2 separate regions of the Homo sapiens genome follow, and region 2 is linked to region 1. Evidence: chromatin loops called from intact Hi-C (ENCODE). Cell type or tissue: chondrocyte. All regions are shown on one strand.

Region 1 (5,000 bases):
CATAAATATTTCCTTTGTATATCGGATTCAGATTGGATTTTTTGAAATTATGGCATAAGAAAGCACATCTCTTAATTTTTAATGTGAAAAAGTTTTTTCTATTTTAAAAATTAGGATCAAAATATTTTCTTTCATACTTTTTTCCCAAGCGTGAAGTAGATGTTACTTTTAATCTTAACATCTACAGAACAAATATATATTATAGTTGAGTAAAATTAGTGTTTTCTATTTTCTAAGGATTTGGGTCGGAACTTATACAGTCAATTCTACAAAATGTACTGTATTTAAAATTTTGCAAATCAGTTCAAGTGGAAGCTTCTTGCATTTGATTCCTCGTCACATCTTTACATTGGAAATTATAAACTGTGATCTCACCTGCCTTCACTTAAGAACAATCCACAAACAGTCAATTACAATGTAAAGTAATGTTTTTATTACTGTTTTCAACAAGACAGCTCAGGGTGAGGGTAGAGGTTCAGGAGAGGGAGGAGCACAGTCTGACATTGGCACTGAGAACGTTTAACATCAGTAAAACTTTTTTTTAAAAGAGAAATTTTACATATAGTTAAATAATTTTTTCACTTGGTGACAACATTCAGGCAACCAAAAGCAAAACGAAATGGGGGGGGGGATGGGGTGGAGAGAAAAAGGATAGGGGGAAAGAAGGAAAAGGGGGGGGAACTACTATACATTGATTTGAAAATGTACCTTGGGTTTCATTTTGTGGTGGCGGAGCCCGATTGCTTCTTTTGTGTGACCTTTTAAATTCACATTGTTTGGAAGAAAACGATCACTTTTGTGCAAGAATGTGATTTGTTTTGGTTGGGTTGCTCTCTTTTTGTTTGCTTCTTAATTAATGAAGGTCTTCTGCCGGATTCCTATTTCAGGTGACTTACATAAAAGTTTGTGTCCAGAGTTTCTGCTGTTTATAGCAGAGTTGTGTGTCTGAGAGAGCACGCCCGTTTGTGTCGCTTTTCAAGCAGTCCCCAGCACCCTATAGTTTGTCCAGGCTTTTGGGATTGGTGAGAATTTCCCTGGCCAACCTCCAGGTCTGCTTGGCAGCGCTCTCCAGGGCCGAATGGGGCTTGCCCTGAAAGAGGTCGAGGTTGGGCAGAAAGTAGTGAGGGCAGCGGCGGCACTGCAGGCAGGAGATGAGCTGCAGCAGGATGCCGTTGAGCCGGTCGCCCAGGCACGACTCGTCCCAGTCCGTTTCTCGTGGGTGTTTCTCGCACTCGTACAGCAGCAGCGTCTTCATGTGGTAGTTGTTGAGCGGCTGGCCGGGTAGCTCCAGGTGGCGGTCCCGCAGAGTCTTCAGCACTGAGAGGCACTTGTTTCGGCAGCCGCCCATCAGCAGGCGGTTCTCCGCCTCCCCGAACTGTAGCACCCAGGCGTCGCTCTCTGCCGAGCTCTGCTTGCCGGTCAGCGAGTAGCACTCCTTCGAGAGCAAGTTGAACCCTTCGGCCTTGACCTCGGCCACCCGATTGGGGCCGGGCCAAGGGATGTGGGGCATAGGCCACTGTGCCGCGCTGCGAGGCCAGATCCCGGTGCACTTGAACGCCGGAGTGATTTGCACCACATAGCGCTCCCTGATGCGCAACTTGACCTCGCTGGTGTCCGCGATCATCTTGACCACATCCCGATAGCTGCACTTGTCCACCGCCTGGGCCACCAGCGTCTGGAAACGCGAGCGGATCTTACGCGCTGAGAGATAGCCCGACGCCGTGATGAACTCGACCCAGAGAGACATGCTCCGCTTCCGCCCATCGCTCAGTTTGAGCACTGCGCAGCCGGGCAGCGAGCCGTCGTCCACGAAGTTGAAGACGCCCATCTGGTTTAGGTAGAGCACCACCTCAAATTCGGTGGGCGAAATGACCTCGAGCCCCTCGTAGCGGGCATCGATCTCGCTCAAGGAGCTGATGAAGCGAGGCTCCTGCACCTCCACTTCCTTGAGCACGTCCGAGACCACCTTACAGACCTCTCGGATGGTTTTGGCGATGGCCGCCTTGCGCGCCTGACAGCGCTCAGTGTAGTACTTATTGAGCTGGTAAACCAGCTTGGCCTGAGCGGCGATCATGTTGGGGCACAGGTCCGGGCTATACACCGGCGTCTCGCAATACGTTGAGGGATCCAAGGCTCACGCACTGGTGGTGGCCCAGCGGCTTTCGAAAGAGGCGGTGCGCTCCCCGTTAAGCCCTACTTTCACTCTCGTTTTCCACCTGGGCTGACCGGCTGATACCGTAGCCGGCTTGTTTTTTCCTTTTCCCTCTTTCGAAACCTCTTTTCTTCTGCAGAAGAATTAGGGGAGAAAAGGTGATTTTCTAAAAAGAAAAGTACCTCTTGGAACCTTTTTGCTTTCTCTTGATATGTAAAGATGACCGTGTGCGAGAGAAGCGGGGTGGGCGTGAGGAAGGAGAAGGAGAGGGAAAAAACTCAGGATACCAAAAGGTTAGGCTTAGATGTCTGCAGCCGAGATTGTCCAGAAATCTGGAAATGAGGTTTTTTAAGTGCCAAAGTAAATTTAAAAATAAAAGCGAAACATTCAGTGGTTCATTCTTAAACTTCTCTTCCACGCTGATAGGACTTCTTCGCTCAGTGTAGGTGAGTGCCTTCTTCCTCACCCTCCCCCAAATGGAAGGTGCAGGAGGTAATTAATGTCCAGAGAGCTGCGAAGTACAACTCAGTCCGCCGTGCACTTGGAGGTTTGCTGACGCCCCACAGTCTCAGCGTGTTGGTCTCGTCTCTTCTCGGGGGGTCGTGTTATCGCAGTTTTCCTCTTTTCCTACTGGAGGCGTTGTTTGGACTGGGTTTGTTTGTTTGTAGTGGGTTCTCCTTGTGTTTCTTTAGGTGCAAACCGCTGGAAGTTGTTTGATAATCATTTCTGCTTCGTAATTTATACTTTTGGCCCTCACAAAATCCGTTTTAGTGTGACGAAGTCGTTGCTTGCGTTGCATCTGGGGTGTAGTTATAACGATTCAGGGTTTTCCTTCTTCTCCTCTAGCTTGCTTTTACAGATTCCACTTTCTGAGTCGTCTCTCCCCCTCCTCTCCCCTCCGACCTCTTTCTCGCCCCGCTCTCCCCCTGCTTCTCTCCCCCGCCCCCCTTCCTCGTGCTCGCTCTCTCTTCTTTCCTCTAACTCTCTCTGTCTCTCTCTCTCCCTCTCTCTTTCTTTCTCTCTCTCCCTCGCTGTTTCCTGGAGTTATTTAGTTTATGAATGGTCCCAGGGCCATCATGAGGGGGTGGAGCTTCAGTTCCTACAATCGCTATCCGAGCTGTCAGTGCTTTAGCCAATCCGAGAGAGAAGACAGGCACGCTTGGCGAACGGTAGCAGCCACCACTGCACTTGATAAAGAAACAGGGTAAAGAGAGAAGTAAGAAAATAGGAGGAGATAATGGGAGTCAAATGCTTGCACACATTTTACAGCCGTTCCTCTTTATCCTCCTCTCTTATCAGTAGCAAAGAAGAAAAAGAGTTTATATAGAAGGGACTCTCCTGGAGATGGCTGGAATAACGCGAGGGAGAGTAGCAATGGTTCAGAAAGGTTCACTTTTTTTTTTTTTAAATGATTCTATCAACATTGTGTAGTAGAAGGTGCAAACTGTAACAAAATTACTTTGGCTTGAAGGCAAATGGGAAGCGAAAGGGGAATCTGGGAAAGGACCTAATTTTTCCAGGTTTTTTCCTCCTTTAAAGTCATCCTCCTTTCTCTTCCCCTCCCCTCCCATTGTTGCCAAGAATCAGAGCAGTTGCTGTATATGTGCACCAGTGAGGGTTGGAGTGGATATAAGGTGAGGGTTTATAAATCTCTTTTTAGTAATTTCGATATGCTGTTTAAAAACAGGGCAGGGCAAAAACTAGTCCAAGCACCTTGTTTGATAATTATTTCATAATTAAGATTCACATGTATTTAATACCATTATTTTATCGTTACAAGAATTAACTAGTTACGAGAGAGAAAATATCTAAGTTGTGAGAAATGGTGCAAACTTACATGTCGTAGAACTTAGTAGGATATACTTTTAAAATAAGCTACTAAAATTGCTTCAAACTTAATGAAAAACAAGGCAAGTAAATGTAAACCTAAAGTTTTCTTAAAATCTTACTGTTGTAAATCTAATTGTGAATGTATTCTTAGGGGGTACAGGTACAGAGTTTCATTTGTAAAATGATTTTATTTTCATAATTGACTCTTGCTTTTAAAAGACTTCACTGCCACAAAAATCTATAACTATCCTGTTATTGATTACACAGATGGCTTCACTCCTCCCTAGGCATTTCAATGAAAGGCATGCATGTGCTTTTAGTATATGTATTATCCTAAACGAGTTGTACCCACTGTAGCCTTTCCATACTTTTGGGTGAAAAAAAAAGCTAGAACATTGTTTCTGATTTGCTTGATACTGAGGGTTTATGTATGAACCTAAGATGTCTGGATTCTGAATCTTTTTAACGTATTTCAGGTAGATGTGATTATTTTTAGTTTGATTTGGGAGGTTATATTCCAGCCCTGGGTTATGCGATAAAAATAAAAATCTATGCGTCCATTTGGGTGAAGACTTCGTTTTAGAAACCTGGTAGTTCGGCTTTTTCAAAACCCCTTGGGAGGGCTTGACTTACCCTCTTAAAGTCCGGCCGGGTGAACCTGAATTGAATTGCATAGGGAAGTTAATTTCTTTCTATCTACTTGGTATCAGACAATTGGGCCTCTTGGTTCTTTCTTACATACCTGGTGCGGACCACAGGCAGTTTGTCACCCTTCCTCTCTCGTTGCCATAAGTCCCTTTCTAAGGAATATTTGCTTAAAAAAAAACTATCTCGGATTTGTTGCTTAGGGTTTGTCTTCCCGCGATTAGGAAGAAGAGTCAGAATTAAGTGTCCGCGCGACTCTTGGACTCCAGAGCTTTAGTTAACTTCTCTGGAGTGGCAGAGACTTGGGCTGCTTGACCTCCAGCCTTCTCCGGGGAGGCCGCGTGCGTCCCGGAACGCCTCGCCGCCTAAGGAT
Region 2 (5,000 bases), 600 kb after region 1:
CTCACACTTTCTATATCCCCAAGATTTTTGCAAATGGAAATTCAAAAGGTAGTATTTATTTCATAATAGAAGGTTTTCAGCATAATCAGTCCCAACATGGCAATGTACTCTCTCCCTCCTTATCTCTGGCATACAGGCCTGCCTTTGCTTTACGTTCAGTAAAAATATTGATAATGATTACAGCTGTGCTTATGTGCCCAGTCCTATTTTAAACTCTTTGCATATGGAGTTCTTAGTTTCTATAATGAATAATACTTTAAATACCTGAAAATGATTGTATCCATTTGTCCCTTAAATCTTATTCCTTTTTAACCTTTAACTTCTAGTCGAGGCTAAACTATGAGGCTTACTGTTCCAGGTAAGAAAAATGTCATACTATACAGAACAAAGAGGTAACAGTATATTTCCTCACTGTTTTAGGTGGAGTGGGGGAGGGTCTTGAAAGTTGGGCTTTTTGGAGAGAGATGGGATTTAGAAAGCCCCAAGACCCAACTTTTGGTATCAAGAGTCAGCTCTAGTTGAATAAAGTAGTCCTAAAGTCATGATTGGCTCTAATAGCTGAGCAGTGAGTGTAATGCCCCTGGAAGAAGTGAAGATGATACTAGGAAGTGCAAGGTAGGGAGGAAGAGGAAGTAGAAAGCCTGTGCCTTTATATATGGTGGTCAGACTAGGAGGAGAGGGAAGGAAGGAAGGAGGCAGGGAAATGGTCAGATCCAAGCATATCATGGCTTCCCTGCAAACATCCCAGGGTGGTTTTGTGTGTGTGTGTGTGTGTATGTGTGCAAGTGTGTGTAGACACTACAGAGATCGAAGGCAAAGGCCAAACACAAAGAGGTTTTTGTCTCCTTTTGCATTTGGCACTCCAAGAGCAGAGCAGCCACCCCACGGTGAAATTCAGGGTGTAACTTGGTTAAGCAGAGGAAGAGCCTGAGTTTGGCCCCTCCTTGGAGACTCCTTGACCTCCTTGACATGGGGCAAAAGGCATCTCGATGTCTCTGCTTGTCTCGGGGAGGGTGAGGAAGGCTGGGAATCTTACCAAGGTCGTAGATGCAATGGGGGTAAAATGATGTTGAAACCAAAGGGTGCTGGGAGGACCATTTGTACTGGGAATCAAAGCCTGATCTCAGGGGTAATGTTCAGCTGAGGAAAAATCTGGGGCTGGTGTTGTGAAACCAGTAGGAAGGCCCTCAGGACTCCGAGGAGATGAAGAGAGAATGGATGTCAGCTGTGGATGTCAGCAGGGTAAGTCTGACCAGGTTCATAATATACACACTTCCCTTGAGGCCAGCAAGGACCTGGAGAATGCCCCAAGGTCTCCAGGAAGGGCCAAGTTTTCTTCCCCCCATCTCAAGAGGCCACTTTAGGGAGGAGAAGGGGCAGGGGAGGAAATTCTGAAAGACTGAGCTTTTACCTGAAAAGAGCTTTAGCAAACTGGAAACAGACTGCTTAATGAGAAGTGACTGGCTGGTATTTCTCAGCAGGTTTAAAGTTTTCCTGTATCCACAAGGAAAATCCCTAGATAAGAGAAAAATAAAGACACTATATGTTCTGTGCCTATCTTAGTGTAGTGTGACTAAGTCACGGCCCACTACAATTTTATAATACAATAGAACAAACAGAAGAAACAACCTTAGAAATTTGTTTCAAGGACAGATACAGGTCGATATTACTCAATATTGATGATTTAGACAGTCAAGAAAGGTTGGAACTTCTTCAGATGCTATATTTGTGTCTTTCAATTTATACATTCATTTTAGAGGTTGTTATAGATGTTAAGACATGGAATATATTACCCAGCTCCTTCCTTTTGTGCCTCCTAATACTTCTGCAAGTGTTCTACATCTTTGTCCCTTCCCCAGAGAGGGGTATGTCATTAAGCATGGGAAACAGGCTTTCCACTGCAGTGACCACATTGCGGGGCCTCACAGGAAAAAGTTCCTTTTGAACACACTTAATAAATGACTCTGTGAGACAGGACATCAGGAAAGATCCCACATATGTAACAGCAGATGATAAATTCTGGTAATTTACATCCATAGGTCACTCTGAGGACATTTCTGATTTATGACTTCGAACTGAGAAAAATCTAACTCAATTCAGAATCTCAGTAAGGCAGAAGCGAAGTAGCGCTCATGTCTGCCATCTGGCGAAAGTGAGCGGTAAATACAACTGTGTCTTCAGGACTGAATGCAATTACCTTGTCACTTTGTAAATATTCTTCCTGATGCCTTCTGTTAATATTCTCAGATTCACAGAAAAACAATTATTTGAATTCTAAGTTCTGTGATGTAAGAAGTTCCCATGTGCATTTTATTTTGCAGTCAGACTGTTTTTTAAATTCATGTTTACTAATAGGCCCTTGGAAACAGGAGGGGCTGAAGGAGCAGAAAAAAATAAGAATGATTTTCTCATGCTGATATTTTCCTCTTGACAATTAACTTCTCTTTTGAATGAAACATTGTGGGAGTGAAGGAAGAAGCAAAATGAAAGAAGCAGAAATATTTCTGGGAGGTGAGAATCAGGTTTGGGTGTATAGCACAACAGAATTCAGGCTCACGTCTGGAAACCCCTGTTCCGGTTCTCCAGAGACTGAGGGGCTTCCCAGGATGTGGGATTTTTGGTGCTAAAACGGGGAAAGTCCTGGGCAAACGAAGATGAGCTGGCCATCCTAGGTCAGAGTCTCAAATAAGGTACGCTTATGGAACCATTTGGTTTCAAACTGAGAAGGCACACGAGCAGAGGATATATGCAGATATTTTCTACTTTCTGTTGTCACTTTTTCTGTGCTTACTTTCAGCAGATCTTTTCATAAGAGTATGAGAAAACCACTTTCCGAGACACTGGGAAGCTGGAGGCTGATTTACTATTTGGTGACATCTGGTGCTGACTTCACATTCTTCTGCTGGATAAAGATAGGACCTTACTGAATTTGGTTCAAGAACTAGTAGATCCTAATATTTGTTAAACTTTTAAAAAATAGAAATACATGATTATTTGTATAAGTTGTTTAAGAATAGTGATGTAAGTGTGAGTATAACACAACTTAGGAAGAATTTAACCACAACTGACACTTAGGAAGAATTTAACCATTTCTCAGGCCTACCAGAACTCTGCCAGGGAAATGAGTTACCAGCCTGTGATTCCTGTTAGGGAAGCAAGGGGCCAGGAAAAGATTGAAGATATGCTGCATCTGCCCTGTTCTTAGAAACCATTCTTGCTGCTTAGTTTAAGTTTAGTGTCTTTGGTTAAATAAAGCAAAAACATGCAGTTCATATATTTGCAAATGTGTGTGTATGTCTGTCTCTGTGTGGTCTCTCTTTTCTCAACTTCTAACCCACTTGAATAAGCAATGTGATAAAAATTACAATCATTCGTCTATTTTTGCTACCTAGATTTTTTTTGTTTCCATCTTCTAATTTTTTCCCAAATAGAAAGATGTAAAATGAGAAGGAAAAGCCCCTTTCATATCCAGTCTAGCTCAGTTGAGATAACCTCTGTAACAATTTCTTGCATAACCTTGACTTTTAAAAAAATTTTAAGTTCTAGGATACATGTGCAGAACATGCAGTTTTGTTACATAGGTATACATGTGCCATGGTGGTTTACTGCACCTATCAAATCATCATCTAGGTTTTAAGCTCCACATACATTAGGTATTTGTCCTAATGCTCTTCCTTCCCTTGTCCCCTACCCCCTGACAGGCCCCGGTGTGTGATGTTCCCCTCCCTGTGTCCAGGTGTTCTCATTGTTCACCTCCCACTTATGAGTGAAAACATGTGGTGGTTGGTTTTCTGTTCCTGTGTTAGTTTCTTGAGAATGATGACTTCCAGCTTCATCCATGTCCTGGCAAAGGACGTGAGCTCATTCCTTTATATGGCTGCATAGTATTCCATGGTGTATATGTGCCACATTTTCTTTATCCAGTCTATCATTGATGAGCATATGGGTTGGTTCCAAGTCTTTGCTATTGTAAATAGTGTTGCAGTAAACACATGTGTGCATGTGTCTTTATAGAATAATGATTTATAATCCTTTGGGTATATACCAGTAATGGGATTGCTGGGTCAAATGGTATTTCTGGTTCTAGATTCTTGAGGAATTGCCATACTGTCATCCACAATGGTTGAACTACACTCTCACCAACATTGTAAAAGTGTTCCTATTTCTCCACATCCTCTCCAGCATCTGTTGTTTCCTGACTTTTTAATGATCGCCATTCTAACTGGCATGAGGTGGTATCTCACTGTGGTTTTGATTTGCATTTCTCTAATGACCAGAGATGATGAGCTTTTTTTCATATGTTTGTTGGTTGCATAAATGTCTTCTTTTGAGAAGTGTCTGTTCATATCCTTTGCCCACTTTTTGATGGGGTTGTTTTTTTCTTGTAAATTTGTTTAAGTTCCTTATAGATTCTGGATATTAGCCCTTTGTCAGATGGATAGATTGCAAAAATTTTCTCCCATTCTGTAGGTTGCCTGTTCACTCTGATGATAGTTTCTTTTGCTGTGCAAAAGCTCTTTAGTTTAATTAGATACCATTAGTCAATTTTCACTTTTGTTGCAATTGCTTTCGGTGTTCTAGTCATGAAGTCCTTGCCCATGCCTGTGTCCTGAATGGTGTTGCTTAGGTTTTCTTTTAGGGTTTTTATGGTTTTAGGTTTTAGATTAAAGCCTTTAATCCATCTTGACTTAATTTTTGTATAAAGTGTAAGGAAGGGGTCCAGTTTCTGTTTTTTGCATATGGCTAGCCAGTTTTCTCAAAATCATTTATTAAATAGGGAATCCTTTCCCCATTGCTTGTTTTTGTCAGGTTTGTTGAAGATCGGATGGTTGTAGATGTGTGGTTTACCCTTGACATTTTGATGCATATAAAAGCAGGTCTTTTAAAAACTCACTATGCAAACTATTTTACAACATTTTAAGTGCATCCTGAGTATCTTTATAAATATATTTTTATTCTTTTTTAAAGGCTACATTGTATTCCACTGTGTGAGTGCTGAC

The links. Hi-C counts contacts between places; a loop is a spot of excess contacts. Peaks named below come from ENCODE experiments on the same cell type or tissue, not always from the same donor. Only the 100,000 strongest peaks of a DNase experiment are listed, where the experiment ranks them.
Region 2: a loop joins it to region 1, with 4 times the contacts of the local background. A loop is called at or near these places in 3 of 110 quality-filtered maps.

Annotation. Positions count from the first base shown.
Region 1 is chr4:150,580,104-150,585,103 of GRCh38, reverse strand. The region is part of intron 40 of LRBA (LPS responsive beige-like anchor protein); the gene reads left to right. MAB21L2 (mab-21 like 2) reads right to left here and starts at 2,953. Exons shown (of 1, transcript NM_006439.5): 1 at 411-2,953. The coding sequence starts at 2,074. The coding sequence ends at 995. LRBA-AS1 (LRBA antisense RNA 1) reads right to left here. Exons shown (of 2, transcript NR_149035.1): 2 at 3,870-5,000. In chondrocyte, a CTCF peak has its summit at 2,818; DNase peaks (open chromatin) are centred at 1,293, 1,443 and 1,603.
Region 2 is chr4:149,978,181-149,983,180 of GRCh38, reverse strand. No RefSeq gene overlaps it. Among named protein-coding and RNA genes, the nearest start is that of DCLK2, 98 kb to the left of the region's middle. In chondrocyte, a CTCF peak has its summit at 2,145 (motif pointing left); no DNase peak of the experiment used is centred here.